Regions from separate parts of the Homo sapiens genome. Here region 2 is linked to region 1. Evidence: chromatin contacts called from ENCODE Hi-C or POLR2A ChIA-PET data. All regions are on one chromosome and are shown on one strand. The core of a region is the stretch at or near the end of the contact, and the rest is flanking DNA. Distances in the headings are between cores, read along the strand shown.

Region 1 (7,909 bases), core at 3,103-5,602:
GCCAAGCCAAACAAATCTGCAAAGCAAATTCAGCAGCAAGCCTCCAGTTTGCAAACTCTGAATTAAAGTAACTTCCTTATGGTCTCAAATGAGAAAACAATAGGACAAATCAGAACCCAGCTTAGCTGGCCTCAACTGTGTCGTTCCTCCCAGCACACTACAGAAGTAGCAGCACTGAATTAGAAGAAAATCTGTTTGAATGATTCAACTTCTAAAGCTGGTGTAGAAGTGGTCTATGAAGTGGCAGCTGTATGTGTCTCTATAAGGAAGTGAGCAAGCTGGAGGGTTTCTTGAGGGAATGTTAGCAGCACTAAGCAAGGGGGTGTGGCAGGGAGTTTAGCTCCTAAAATCTTCACAGAATGCAGACATTCCAAATGCCATCTCTGCCCACCTTCTTGATTTAACACCAGCAGAAAGAAAATTAGAAAAGCTCCTTACCCTACCCTAAAGTCAATTTAAATTGAAGTTGTATCTGAAACTTCCAAATGCATGAGACCTCCAAGTCTCTTATTTAAAGTAACCTTAACACATACCTCCTCTAGCAGGAATACACTTCCGACAATATTAACCCAGGCTGAGGTTTTGTTCAACCATGCACTAAGATTAGAGATCCCCAAAACATAGGCACCTGCAATCACCACATCCCTAGGTTCAAAGCACTGACTGTAGCACTTAAAGCTGAATGAACATCTCACTTCGTTTTCCACTCCTGACTGGGAAAAAGGTTCTCCTGAAACAGCTGAGCCGAATGACTTGCCTTATGGAGAATTAAGGAGCAGCACGCATGCACGCACACAGAAGCAGCCATTTCTATAAATGCCTGAGAAAAATCACTCAGCCGAATGGCCCAGAACGCTGGAAACCCTATTCCTGAGTCGGACAGACTCTGGCAGCTCACAGAGGAACTGCAGGCCTCCCTGGCTGCACGACTGGGCAGCTCCCTGAAGGAGAAAATGCCTTTGCTCAAGGTGGCAGTGGGTGTCGATGGGAACAACTGAACTCCGGGAACATGGCTGACACAGCCAGGCCCGCCCAACAGCTGTTGGTGAGTAACACCCTCCAGTTAATATACCCCTACTTCACCCCCAGAGCCACACTAAAGGTCACATCCCCCAACACAGGCACATGCCTTTCAGCAACCTTACAGATACAAGCCTTAAAATGTGCTGTTTTATGGCAACCTAAATGATGACCCCAAACAGAACCTGATTTTGCATTAACCATGGAGGAAATTCAGTCTGATTCCGGTGCCAGCAGCCACCTCCACAAGAACAAGTTTCCAAAGGAAATGGAATGAGAAGCAGTTACGTGGCCTTTCTTTTAAAAAGGAAAGCAAAACAAAACAAAAAACCCCAATCAAGTATCATTTTTTTCCATGTATCATTTTTAAACCACAGGCCCAAGACCTCATCTTAAAAGTATCGAGGTATTACACCAAAAAATGACAACACTTTTCCAACTAACTCCAACAATACCCTCTCAAACACGGTGTCACAAGACAGAGGCAAAAGGCTTATCTGAGAGGACCAAGCCCCGCTACCTCTGAATGGCGCTTGTAAAAGAACCATTCCGAAGATGGTCAAGACAGCATGTCCAAATGTGAATGCTTTCCAACTTTTACCGTTCATGTTAAACACAACCAACAGAATTGGATGACCCAGGTCCCTGGAAGTCTCCAAAGCCCATTTTAAAAGGCAGATAGATGTCTTTCTGGCCACATTCATTTGTACGGCCATGCCTCTCACCCTCCCTGGGAGGAACTATTCCCTGAGGCCTCCAGAACCGCCCAACATTCATTACCAAGCCTTGACCTCCGGCAAGGACCACACCTCCCTGCAAACCGCGATTCAGGGGTGGAGGGTGCGACCTAAGTCACATGGCCAAAAAAAAAAAAAAAAAAAAAAAAAAAAGTCAGCTCTGAAACCTGGCTCATCAGGAGGACTCATGAGTGAAGTTAACCACCATTACTTGATCAGACTCCTATGCTGCCTGAAGCCGGGTTATTTTAAACCTCTCGGGGGACTCCCAGCCAAATTTAAAACCACCTTGGCAAGCCCAAAAAAGTAGCAGGCATCCAGTTAAATGAGTCCTTAGTCATCCCTAAAAGGCTCGAAGTAAAGTGCGCCGCGTCCCCCCTCGGTTTCAACCACTTCTCTGCAACCCGACAAGAGAATTAAATAAAAGATACGCCATCTGACTTCCCCGCTGCCAGCGTCTCCCAGGTGGGGTGGCCCCACCGTCGCGGGGTGCGGGAGAGTCCCGGGGGCGGGGCGGGACAGGGGAGGGGCGGACACCACTCCCCGCGAAGCCACGCACCGCACTCGCTCTGCCCGCCAGTTTAAGGCTCTCCGTGGCTCCCGGAGGCCGGGGACAATTAAGGAGAGAGTGAGCTTTCCGCCAATGCACATTTAAATTATTTAAAGAGTTAAACCGCATCTTATCCAACATGTTTGCACCCTTTCGGCCGAGTGCAGTGTCCCGAACGCCCAGGAACGCTGCCTGGCCAAAGGTTAACTAACCCCAGAGCTCCGGGGGAGAGGGCGACGCCGCTAACCTGTATGCACTCTGTAATGGGCTTTGAGATGGGAGGATTTTCCATAGACTTTCCCACAGCCACTGTAGGGGCACTTGTGCCTCTTTTCGGAGGCGTGTTTCCCCTTCGCAGCCACTCCAGGATGGAGGAGGGAGAGCGGGCTGGGCGCGCTGCCAGGATCCTGTCTCTCCTCCGGGCTGTGGGAAGGACTCGACCCAGATTCGGTGGTCACGTCGCTGTCGGATCCCATATCCTCATCTGGACTTTCCAGACTGTCGCTGCACACGGAGGGGGTCTGGATGGGTCGGTACTTGTTCAGGTCCAACAAGCTCTTGGCGATGGTGACCAGTGTGCAGTAATCCTTCCAGGTGTCCCCCGGGTCACCGTGCTCCTTGGTCACCTCGCGCTCAGGTAGTCGCAGCCGCTCGGCGTCCGGAGCGACCCCATGCTCCGGCACCGCAGCGCGGTTCGAAATGGAAACCAGACACTGGGCAGCCACGAAGTCCATGTAGGCGGCCGCGGACATGGTGCGGGCGACGGCAGCCCAGGCGGCGCGGACAAACTTGGCGGTGGCTGCGGAGGTTCGGCTCGCCCTGCCCTGGCCTCGGACGACGAGCGCGGCGCGGCGCGGCACGGCGCGGCGGCCAAGGGGGCGGGGGCGCGGGGCGCTTCCGACTCGCAGGAGCGCCGAGGCGACCTCAGCCCCTCATCTTTACGTAACCGGCAGCGCCTCCGCACGCAGCATCCACGGCCCCGGGCTCCGCCGCGCCGCCGCCTCTAGCCGCCGCCCCTGCCCCGCGCCGGCCGCGATCCCCCGACGGGCGCGCCGGCCCCTCTGAGCCGGCTCCCTTGGAAAGATGCCACACGTGGCGGTCGCAAGTTTATTCGACTGAAAACGCCCCCGAGGCGCTGGGAGAGGAAACTGCAAGAGAGGTGCACGCCCTCGGCCGCCTCGCCGTCGAGCCAAAGCCCCAGGACATTCACCCGATCACCCCGACGCGGGTGGCGAGGGTCCCGCCGAGCGCCAGGTCTAAGAGACACTTTTTCCCGAGTCCACTGACGGCTTCTGAACCCCTGCTCCGGCCGGTCCGCACCGTTCCGGCATTCTCTTGCTCAGTAACAATTTCGCAGAATCCCATCACGTCACAAACCAAACCCCCTCCAATTGGCCAGTGGGGAGGGTGATTCAACTCTGTTTACTTTCTCCCCCTGCCAGTCAGAACGGCCTTCGGTGGAGAGGTGCGTCTAGAACTGAGGCGTGCGGCCAATCCGACTGTTCCGTTTCGCTGCCTCGTGCTACCCCTACAGCCTCGAACACTGACATTTAAAAGGGTAACAGCTGGGAGGCAGGGAAGGGGCAGCCGCACACTTTCGGAGTGCCTCGCGGTCCCGTGGCCGGTCCGGGCCTCCTGGCTCACGTTCCAGCTTGCGGAGCTTTGGGACACATCTTTCCTAGTCAGTTGCGCTCGTTCCTATGGCAAAAGAGAACTTCAGCTTCGGTTTTCCAGCTCCCAAACAGTTAAGTGACTTCCTGCAAACGCTACAGTCCCAGCAACCAGCCTTCCAATCAAAAGTAAGTTGGTTGATGTCACTGGCATTGGCTCGGCCAATCACAAGGGCGTTCCGAAAGCAAGCGCTCGACACTTGTAAACGCGAAGAGCTGTAGTGAAACTGGACACATCTTTGTATTTTGTGTTGCTGGTAGTAAATTTGAGTTATGGATGAGAGGACAGGGGTGATGAATAAATGCAGTGTGAATCTATAATTAAAAAAACCCCATTATGTCAGGATAAGTCCAAGAATAAACACAAATGAGTAAGAATTCGTTTTGTTATATATTTTTTGGATGCAGCATACTTTGGGGCAGATGTTTAAAAATTCTTCCATCCAATACATTAACTATGACCAATTCATCTTAAAAATGCAGTGCTAACAAAAGTTCTGGTTTTACAGCATAGCCTTTTTACTGCCTGAGATTCTTCCATTGAAACATCCCATCTTTGCTTGTCATATCTCTTAATTCCTCTACTTCTCTGGTGCAATTTAGTCTAAATAAATTCTTTTAGCTTTATTTGGAGGCTATTTTTAACCCACTTTCAGAAAAACGGAGACAAAAACCATTCATTTGTGTAACTTTTATAAAAAACCCACCATTCTTAGCTCTTTTTCTTTCCAGAGCCCCTGCATGGTTTTTAGGACATGTTTCTCTTCCCTCACTTCACAAATGTGGAAACTGAGTTACAGAGAAGTGACTTATTTATCTTATTAGACAGATAATGATAGAACTCAATAGAAACCACAAGTCTCCTGATTTCTAGCTCTTTGTGCTTGCAACTAAGCCCTTTTGGTTTTGTGAAATATTAACTGTGCAGAACAGATTTTTAGGGACTGGAACAAGCTGGAAATCCTTAGCCATGGAATACTGTGGCATTACTTGGTCAACAATTAGTATGGGTCTTGGAGTCTGATTAACTTGGTTTACCCCTCCGTCTGAATTAACGATGTGGTTGTTTTCCATCTTGATAGCTAGAAAAGAATCTAGGGCTAGTTCTTTTTGCAAGAGGCATACTGTCAGCACAATTCATTAAAAATAATTCACTTTCGTGAATGTGAGAGGTACCTGATTCTATGTGATGCAGATTCGGTGAGTTCCAACCCTGACCCCCCACTGGCTATTAACCTTTGTTAAGAGAAAGTTACACCAGGTTCTGGTCTCCGAGGCAAGGGTCTCAAATTGACTCTACCAATGTGAGATCTACAGTAGTTTCTTTTGACTTTGTTTTTAAAGTGGTACATCAAAAATAATAATAATAAAAAAAAAGTTAGCCAGGCGTGGTGGCTCGCACCTGTAGTCCCAGCTACTCAGGAGGCTGAGGCTGAAGGACTGCGTCAGCCTAGGTCAAGGCTGCAGTGAGCCCTGATTACACCACTGTACTACTCCAGCCTGGGCAACAGAGCAAGGCCCTGTTTTTTTTGTTTTTTTTTAAATCATAACTAAGGGTGGCTCAGGTAAGTAAGAGTATAATAGATTTTAATTAAAAAATAACAAACCTGACAAGACCAGTTCAATAAAAGTGTACAGCTTAAAAAAATAAAGAAAACAACAACAAAAATATTAAAGTGGTACAGGGAAGATATTGCAGTAGGTGACTGCAGGTGGAAGAAAGGTGTAGATAGGGGATACTGGGCAACCAAGAATATCATCACCATCAGCATCATTATCACCGACCCCTTTCATGGAGGGCTTACTCTGTGTCAGGCCCTGTACCAAGCACCCTGCATGCATCCCTGTAAGGTAGGTATACAGTGTATAAAAAACTCCAAGCCATCTTGGAGTTCTTGCATTTTTAGAACTTAATCTCTTAATTTTAGAAAAGAATTCACTGAAGCCCAGGGGAGTTTGCCTACTTCATGATTTTTCTGGGACAAATTTTGTCCCCTAGGATACACGATCACTTAGAAATTGCACCTTTGCCTGCCTCAAGGCCCAGTGCATATACCAGCGGGATCTCTCCAGGATCTCTATGATCATGGCCTGTACAACCCCTCAGACTTGCATTTTAACTGGGATTGTACTGGTGAAACAGACTGCTCGGGCCTGGACATCTATAGACAGCCCTAGGACCACCATCATCATTATTCCAGAATAGAGGAAAAGTCTGTATCTTTCCTTGAAGATTATATAATCCAGGAATTTGAATACATCAGTCACTTTAGGTTTTTTAAAAATATAAACTTTTCCCTTCCTTACTCCTTGCCAGCTTTTCTTTAATTCCCTTTAATTTCACTTTGTTTGAACTGGACATAAACACTGAATTCTCCAAACTCACTCATTTCAGAGTTACAAAAGAAAGTAATGAAAGAAAACTGAGATTTCATCTACATGAATTTCTCACACATTTACAAACATAACTGCTGCTTGACTTGATTTAGAATATCTTTTTAAACCCAGCAATTCTAGAACTGTAGAATGCTTTCTCTTTTTTCTCCTTTTCCACTCATTCATTCTCCAGATATTTATGTTCCTGGCAATGAGCTAGGCATGGGGGAATACAGAAATGAAAAGAGACTCTGTCCTCCATGAAGTTTATATGTTAAAAACGTATATATAAAATAACATATCAGCAAATAATTATTTCTATGTCAGGATTTTTTTCTTCTATTTTCAACAGTGAAGTTTCCTTGGGGGTGTTGGAATGCGTATTATAATAGTTTTATGATTAAAACCGGCTTGGGCTGTTTTGCCAGCATGTGGTTGTCCCAATTAAATGTTGGCAAAATAAATGATCCCAAATTAATATGAATCATTCCTAATTAAAATAATTTATCACTAAAGTATATATTATGCCACATAAATGTAAGAGGGCTGTTTTCCCCCAAGTTAGTCTTTGTAAATACACATTTTCAAAATCCAAACAAACCAACCGGAAGGAGCATGAAAATTCAGACTGTAAGTGTGCTTCTAGTTTATGCTTTCCTCTCTAAATTCTGCCTAAGAATTTGCTTTATTATCAAAGTTCTCAAAACAATGGCTTATGGGCCTGTAGCCAGAACATATCAGCCTTGTTTTCTGTGCATCCTAAAATAATTACAGTATTATCATTATTAGCTCTAATAAGAAGTAGTGCCTACAGTCAGCTGTTTCAGCGTTGTAGACCACTGTGAGGAGCTGGCCTTTGGGTCTGAGATAAACTCTAACCTCAGACAATCTCTGGGAGCTATTTCCTTATCTGTAAATTGATGAGATTAGATTAATAAATCTCCAATAGTTCCTCCCAAACTCCAAACACTCAAGGGATCTAAAACAAAAGAAAAAAAATCCTAGAGAAAAAAACTGGGGCAAGACTTGGGTTCTTTAAATACCATCTCATCTGCTGTACATCTACAAATACTGCTCTTTATGGCAGTGAAGGTCAGAAAACCTTAAATCAACATTTAATGGGTAGCAGACACAAATATAAATGTGTTCAAAATCCCTTCCTTAATTTTATAGTCTCGATTTTTCTTTCTTCAAGCTGGTTTGTAGAAAGTGGAATGGGGGTTCAAATAACCTATTCTTTTTCCGTGGTAAATTGTATTATTTTATTTATTTATTTATTTTTGAGACAGTCTCGCTCTGTCGCCCAGGCTGGAGTGCAATGGCACGATCTCGGTTCACTGCAACAACCCCCGCCTCCAGGGTTCAAGCGATTCTCCTGCCTCAGCCTCCCCAGTAGCTGGGATTACAGGCATGCGCCACAATGCCCGGCTAATTTTTGTATTTTTAGTAAAGACGGGATTTCGCCATGTTGGCCAGGCTGGTCTCGAACTCCTGACCTCAGGTGATCCGCCCACCTCTGCCTTCCAAAGCGCTGGGATTAACAGGCGTGAGCCACC
Region 2 (7,909 bases), core at 3,294-5,793, 6.0 Mb after region 1:
TGCCCCAATCAAAATCCTAGCAGGTTTTTTAAAATAGGAGAAACTGACAAGTGATTCTAAAATTTATATGGAAAAACCAAAATTATTCATGAAAATCTTGAGAACAAAACTAGAGGGCTTATACAACTAGGTATCAAGACCTATGATAAGACAAGCAAACCAAGTATGTATGTGAATTTTTGGACTCACACACATATAAGGTCACTTGATTTATGTCCCAGGTGACACTACAGCACTGTTGTGAAAGCATGGTATTTTCAATGAATAGGCTGGGTCAATTCTACATCCATATGGAAAAAAATATTAATTTAAATCCCTATCAGATACCATACTAAAAAAGTCAATTTGAAGATATGTCAGTCAATTAAACTTTTAGAAAAAAACCACAGACAAGTATCTTCATGACTTTGGAGTAGTCAAAGATTTCTGAAACAGATTATATAAAGCACTAACTATAAAAAAAATATTGAACTGGATTGTATTAAAATTAAGAACCTCTGGGCTGGGTGCCATGCTCATGCCTGTAATCCTGGCACTTTGGGAGGCTGAGGCAGGAGGACTGCTTGAGCCCAAAAGTTTGAGACCAGTCTGTGTAACATGCTGAAATCTCATCTCTATAAAAAAATTTAAAAATAGCCAAGCATGGTGGCACATGCCTGTGGTCCTAGCTACTCGGGAGGCTGTGATGGGAGGATCACTTCAGCCCAGAAAGTTGAGGCTGCAGTGAGCTGAGATTGCACCACTGCACTGCAGCCTGGGTGACAGAGCAAGACCCTATCTGAAAATACAAAACAAAACAAAACTCTGTTCTTCAACACACCATTGAGAAAAAAAAAAAAAAAACCACACACACACACACAATGAAAGAAATTTGTAATACAACAATACACAGTTCCAACAAAGGAAGTGGATCTAGATGTGTTACTAAGAACTTATTTAAGGTCAGTAAGATAACGCTTTTTTTTTTTTTAAAGGACAAAGGTCTGGCACAGGCACTTCACAGATGTGTGTTACTGGCAAAGGCAAGCAAAAGTTCAATTTTCCACTGGTAAGATATGCCTATGTTTCAAATTCAATTTTTCCTAACACTCAAAAGGCATTCCTTAACTGGCTGTATAATAACATTTTTGTTATCTAAGTAGCTAAAGACAAATTAGTTATGGGCTATTGTCCCCTCCCCTTCTTTTCCTTCCTCATTCAACAGAATGGTATTTTGTGATCTTTCGATTGTTTTCCTTGTCTCCAAAAAATAATTTTCAAATCATTAATACTGAAAAATAACTGAAATACTGAGCAAAATGTTAAGTACTTCTGCGTCATTACTATTGCTTACGCCAGCATTTAGCTCTGTAGTTTTCCAGCAGTGACACACTTCACTTCTATTAACTCCACACAGAACAAAATTTAGCTTCACTGTAATTTGTTTTTGCCACACATTTGAGCTGACAAAAGATTCAGCCAAATCTAACAGATAAAACACTGAAGTTGTGGGGTCCTGTAAAGAGTAGGGCAGAAAAGTATACCCTCAGGTGGTTTAAAAAGGAAAGAGAAAAGCACCAATGTGGGACTGTATCAATAAGCACCATCCTCCATCCACCATCCATGTAGTAAACTGTTTTATCTTAAGAGGGTGACCAAGCGCAATTGATGCATGAAGTAAATGGTGAATGAAGTGCATTAATTGTGGCAAGCTCAATTTTATGAAACAGGCTTTTAAATCATTTTTATCTTTGGTCAAGTGAGTCTTTCACAGACAGCAATTATCAAAGTCAGTATTATAATTTTGGTTTGTAACTCCACTCTTTATTTTCTACATAATTTAAAAAATAAATGCATAAAAAAACCAATTATTAATCTTTGTTATTGGGTACCACAATGTATAAGGATGTAATCTGAGCCAGATGCAGGCAGTGGCATGTACCTATAGTCCCAGCTCTCTGGAGGCTGGAGGAGGATTACTTGAGCCCATGAGTTTGAAGCTACAGTGTGCTACAACCTGGCCTGTGAACAGCTACTGCACTTCAGTCTGGGCAACATAGTGAGACCCCATCTTTAAAAAAAAAAAAAAAGATGCAATTTCTGAGTTCTGTATGCTATTGAAATTAAGTTGGTATAAACTCAAATTAAACTTTTAGAATTTCAGGATGTTAAATATAAACCCCATGGTAACCACAAAGACAGTATCTATAGAAATACACAGAAAGCAATGAGAAAGGAATTAAAATGTCACTACAAAACAAAACAAAACAAAAAGCACACTACCACAAAAGGCAGTAATAGAGGAAATGAGGGACATAAAAGTTATAAGGCATATAAAAAACAAATAGCAAAACAGTAGATGTCCCTCCTTATCAGAAATTACTTTAAATGTAAATGAATTAAACTCTCCAATTAAAAGACAGAGATTGCCCAAAATTCCAGTATTTGAACTACGTTGTGATTACCACTGATAAGCTATTTCTGTAACGAATACTGTAATATATTATTCTAAGTCATCATACCATTTTCGGTTACAGAGCAAAATATAATGCTTACCATAGACTTCTTCGTATTCTTGTAATATGGGTTCCATCCTATGCTCACCACCATCTTATGGACATCTCCACTTCCAACACTGGCCCAACCATAGTAAATACCAGTGGATATATCAGCTGGAAGATTATCTACCACTTGCTCAGGAAAATTAGCTAAACAACAGAAGAAAATATTTTGAGTCTTACAAATTTCGTATTAAATGCCTGTAGCCGAGTGCAGTGGCTCATGTCTGTAATTCTAGGACTTTGAGAGGCCAAGGCAGGAGGCTCATGTTGAGCTCTGGGGTTTGAGACCGGCCCGGGTAACATAGTGAGATCTTACCTCTATTAAAAAATTAGCTGGGGATGGTGGCCTGCACCTATAGTCTAAGCTACCAGAGAGGCTGAGGCAGGAGGGTCAGTTGAGCCCAGCAGATGGAGGCTGCAGTAAGCTATGATCGCACTACCACTGCACTCCAGCCTGAGTGGCAGAGCCAGATTCTGTCTCAAAATAATAATAAGAAACAAACATTTGTAAAAATCACATGCAAGGCTAATGTAAATCATTACATTCACAAGACTCCTACAACTTTGCCTGTAAGTATCAATCCCATCCTTCCATTTTCCGGCTCAGATTTCCCTCTCCTATTCATGTGAATAGGTTATGAATAAAGTACCAGGTAAGTATATAAAGCTCTCCAAAAAAATCCATACTCTTTGAGTAGGATGCAAAAAACAAGTACCAGAGTAGATGGATTTTTTCAGATCTGTTCTTTCCTAACCAGGTACTGAATCACCTGAAAAGTTTCTTTCTTTTTTTTTTTTTTTTGAGACGGTGTCTCACTCTGTCGCCCAGGCTGGAGGGCAGTGGCACGATCTCGCCTCACTGCAGCCTCCGTCTCCTGGGTTCAAGCGATTCTCCTGCCTCAGGTTCCCGAGTAGCTGGGATGACAGGCACGCGCCACCATGCCCAGCTAATTTTTGTATTTTTAGCAGAGACGGGGTTTTACCATGTTGGCCAGGCTGATCTCGAACTCCTGAGCTCAGATGATCCGCCCGCCTCGGCCTCCCAAAGTGCTGGGATTACAGGCGTGAGCCACCACGCCCGGCCAAAGCTTCTTATTTTTCAAATACACAAGCTCAAGGCTGACTTAACAAGTCAAGACGCAGCTCTGGCATGTATTTCTAAGGATGAATTACAGTCAGGTCTCGATTATTGAAATTAATGTAGACAGACCAAGAAGGTTAGCTGACTCTCATTCAACTACCTATGTTATCATTTGGACATTACATAATTACAAATTAAAAACAAAACCACCTTAGACCCGGCTTGCGAGTTCAGCCGTTCTGGCCCACGTTACGTCTCTAATGGGCAAGACAAGCGCAATGCTTGACCAACTGTACCTTGGCTGGCCAAGGAGGCGTGAACGGGGAATCCTGCGATTCATCTCGGGCTTCCGGCCCTCACCACCCCTCAACCCCGTCCCCGCGGAGCTCGGAGCCAGAAGCAGGGACAAGCTCCCTCAACCGAGCCAACGGTCCTCCGCCACAGACAAGGGGATGCGGGAGGAGGAAGGGTGTGCTCTCTGCCCGCGGTCCGGAGGCCCCACGCCCCGGTCCCAAGTCCCCGGCTGCCGTCTCTCCCCGCTCCCCACGTGACCCGGCCCGGGGGACTCTGGCCGCCCTGCTCTCACCTGTGGGGATGCCCAGCTGCTTGGAGCCGCGGCCGAAGCCCCGCACCACTTGACCCCGGCAGAAGTAAGGCAGGTGCCTCATAATGCAGTCCGCTCGGGGAATGGGCTGCGGCCCGGTCTGCGCGTCCTGCGGAGCCGCCGTCGACGCGGCGCCCAGACCCCGGACCAGCCGGGGGACAGGAGCGTGAGCTCTGCCTGCCGCGGGGGCGCACCAGTGGCCGGACGACGCCGACCACAGGCCACTGCGAATCCCTGACGCCGCCGACCCAACAAATACCGCCGGGCGCCTGAGGAGCTGCGTCTCCGCTGGAGGGCAGCGGAGACAGCCGAAGTAAGTGCCGGGTGTGAGCGGGGTGGGGGGAGGGGGCGGCCCGAAGCGCAGAGCCGGCCTCCGCGCCGCCGGCGTGCGCTCCCTTCCTCAGCCGAACGCCTCGAGCCCGCTCGGCTTCCGTAGCCCCGCCCCATCATGGCCCCGCCCCGCCGCTGCCTCGCCCGGCTCCCGCCGCAAGCTCCCGCTGCAGGCTCCCGCCCCAGGCGCCTAATGTCTGGATCCCGGGCTTCGTTTCAGCCCCTGGCGATGGGAACTAATGTGGAAACCCCGTTTTCAGCCTGAGAGCCGCGAAAGCACAATTCTCGAACAATTCTGGTTTTTTTTTCTCCTTCCTCCTGTTCATAACAATCCGGAAGCCAAAGTGAGACGCTCTTTAGCTCCTTGGCAACCGCTGGGTTGAACGTCAGGCATCGCTCGTTCCGTTCGCTCTTTAAGTATTTATTAAAGCTCCAAAATTCAGCTCAAAGATCGCCTCTTCACAGAGGCTTTTCCTGGCCGCCCTACCAGAAGCGGTCGTCCTCCAGGACCACTGACCACGTTCTGGAGTTATTAATATATTCGAATGTAAGCTCCAAGGGAGAAGTCCCTGTCTGTGACGCTGTTAACCCCAGAGACTAGTGGAAGGTTACCGACATGGGCGGTGACTGTCCCCTCCAGGCTGTCTTCTTGACAATTTCACAAGCCCGATAACAGGCCGTCCCTCTACTGCAATGCAGATAGAGGCCTTCGTACCCTCGGAACTGTAAATACGCACGCTCCTAGGGAAGTAGCTCTGGGCTCACTCACAGGATATGCAGGGTGCAAGGTTATAAGAAGGTGCATCCTCTTAACGTCTCGAAGACAAAGAAGTTTTTTATTTATTTTTTTAAATTTTTAATCAATGGAATCCAGAGAAGTTTAATTTTTTTCTTTTTTGCTCTATACATTTGTATAAAATTCTGTGCAGACCGTGTAGTCTCTTTCTACCTTACATGTATGCATCTCTGATAAGATTTACCTGATATTAAATTTATGTTCTAGGCCAGGCTTGGTGGCTCACGCCTGTATTCCCAGTAGTTTGAGAGGCCGACGCGGGAGGATTGATTGAGCCCAGGAGGTCGAGGCTGCACTGAGCTATGATAACGCCACTGCACTCCAGACTGGGCGACACAGTGAGACACCCTCACCCCTTAAAAGAACTAGAGAAGAAGAAGGAAGGGAGGGAAGGGAAAGGAAAGGGGAAGGGAAAGTGAAAGGGAAGAAAAGGGAAGGGAAGGGAGAGAAGGACCCAAAGAAGCAATTATGGTCAGTTACTTATCTATACGGAATTAAACAAAGAATAATGAGAATAACGATAATAGTAATACCGGTAGTAAGAGTAGTAATAGCAAGTTGTGAAAAGCAATTAAGTTATCTGGAGAGGCTTAAGAGTTATTTTAGCAAGGTGTGTACAGGATTCTCTCACTCTTGACTCCCGTCCTTAATAAGAGTGCTGCATTCCTTCTAATATAGGGAGGATGTCTCTCATATGGTAATTTCATCTGCTTCTAAGAAACAGAAAAGAGGTCAGAATGATTTTTTTGTATCTATTGTTTTTCAAGTGCTTTTAATTCAAAATAGTCAATATGCAAGAATGGTATATTTTTAACTTCATCAGCAGTGATACACCTAATAAGAAAAGCCTGGAGGTGAGAACTTGATAAATCATCCCTGGGTCTTACGCCACTAAGCCCTAGGTTGCAAGAAGGTATGAGAATTAAATGAGATAAAATAATTAAATGAATCATAGGAGGTAAATGAGGAGGGGTGGTTTTAAGAATAGAGAAAATGCTAAGTATTTTTCACACTGTCTCATGTAATCCTCTCATCAGCTTTGTTGGAAAGCATTAACCTAAACGTATAAAAATGGGCGGGGCATGGTGGCTTACGCCTGTAATCCCAGCACTCTGGGAGACCGAGGTGAGCGGATCTCTTGAGCTGAGGAGTTCAAGACCAGCCTGGGCAAAATAGGGAGACTTCCGTCTATCCAAAAATTTTAAAATAAAAATAAGTAAGAAAGAGAGAAAAAAGAAAGAAAAGAAAAGAAACAAGAAAAAAAAGAAGAAAGGGGAAAGAAAAGAAGAGGAGAAAATAAGAAAGAAAATTTTAAAAATCAGCCAGGGCCTGGCACAGTGGCTCATGCCTGTAATCCCAGCACTTTGGGAGGCTGAGGCCGGTGGATCACTTGAGCTCAGGAGTTGGAGACCAGCCTGGGCAACATGGTGAAACCCCGTCTCTACAAAAAATACAAAAATTAGCCGGGAGTGGTGGCGCTCACCTGTGGTCCTAGATACCCTGGAGGCCGAGGCACAAGAGTCGCTCGAACCTGGCGGCAGTTGCAGTGAGCTGGAGATCACGCCACTGCACTCCATATGGGGCAACAGAGCGAGACTCTGTCTCAGCCAGGTGGTGGTGGCTCGTGCCTATAGCCCCAGCTACTTGGGAAACTGAGGAGTGAGGATCGCCTGAGCCCCAGAATTTGAGGCAGCAGTGAGCTGTGATTGAACCACTGCACTCCAGCCTAATGACAAAGCAAGACACGGTCACTAAAAAAATAAATAGGCCGGGCGCAGTGGCTCTTGCCTGTAATCCCAGCACTTTGGGAGACCGAGGCAGGTGGATCACCTGAGGCCAGGAGTTCAATACCAGCCTGGACAACATGGCAAAACTCGGTCTCTACTAAAAATACAAAAATTAGCCAGGCATGGCAGTGAATGCCAGTAATCCCAGCTACTCGGGAGACTGGGGCGGAAGAATCGCTTGAACCCAGGAGGCGGAGGTTGCTATGAGCCGAGATTGCTCCATTGTACTCCAGCCTGAGTGACAGAGCAAGATTCCTTCTCAATAAATAATACATAAATAAATAGATAGATTTAAAAAAAAAAAGGAGAGTCTTGTAGAATGTTTAAGATGGAGCAGTCAGGCTCCAATCTTTAAAACTACCATTTACATGTCAAGTCATATGGGTAATTACTGTGTTATCAGCATAGGATATAGAAGAAAGAATTTTTTTTTTTTTTTTTGAACCAGAGTCTCACTCTGTCACTCAGGTTGGAGTGCAGTGGCGCAATCTCGGCTCACTGCAACCTCCACCTCCCGGGCTCAAGTGATTCTCCTGCCTCAGCCTCCCGAGTAGCTGGGACTACAGGTTTATGCCACCACGCCCGGCTAATTTTTGCATTTTTAATAGAGACAGGGTTTCATCATGTTGGCCAGGCTGTTCTGGAACTCCTGGCTTCAAGTGATCCACCTTCCTCGGCCTCCCAAGAAGGAAGAATTCTGATCATTTTCCACCACCGCTCAATAGCGTTCAATGGCTCCTCCCCTCTGACTGAAGAATAAACCCTCCAAGA

Evidence for each region. A loop is a pair of places that touch in the nucleus more often than their neighbours do. ChIA-PET counts read pairs that join two places held with the same protein, here RNA polymerase II (POLR2A). Pooled maps may share reads with other maps.
Region 2: a map of B cell shows a loop between it and region 1 (24-fold over the local background). The contact joins the promoter of RFK here to the promoter of KLF9 in region 1. A Hi-C loop is called at or near these places in 1 of 168 maps with a recorded cell type or tissue (B cell), 1 of 37 single-sample maps with no recorded cell type and 8 of 50 pooled maps. POLR2A ChIA-PET finds 5 or more read pairs at or near these places in 1 of 52 experiments (T-cell).

Annotation. Positions count from the first base shown.
Region 1 is chr9:70,410,305-70,418,213 of GRCh38, forward strand. It overlaps KLF9 (KLF transcription factor 9), which reads right to left and starts at 4,353. Exons shown (of 2, transcript NM_001206.4): 1 at 2,555-4,353. The coding sequence starts at 3,059. It overlaps KLF9-DT (KLF9 divergent transcript), which reads left to right and starts at 3,886. Exons shown (of 4, transcript XR_001746710.3): 1 at 3,886-4,106. LOC124900273 (a long non-coding RNA gene) reads right to left here and starts at 2,502. Exons shown (of 2, transcript XR_007061576.1): 1 at 2,046-2,502. RefSeq lists silencers at 2,118-2,310, 3,046-3,225, enhancers at 2,386-2,495, 2,834-3,687, 3,516-3,595, 3,936-4,065 and a promoter at 3,402-4,204.
Region 2 is chr9:76,389,883-76,397,791 of GRCh38, forward strand. RFK (riboflavin kinase) reads right to left here and starts at 4,544. Exons shown (of 4, transcript NM_018339.6): 1 at 4,208-4,544; 2 at 2,536-2,687. The coding sequence starts at 4,289. It also overlaps a transcript of GCNT1 not described here. RefSeq lists enhancers at 3,815-4,628, 4,491-4,785, 4,963-5,202 and silencers at 3,993-4,482, 4,523-4,602, 4,623-4,682.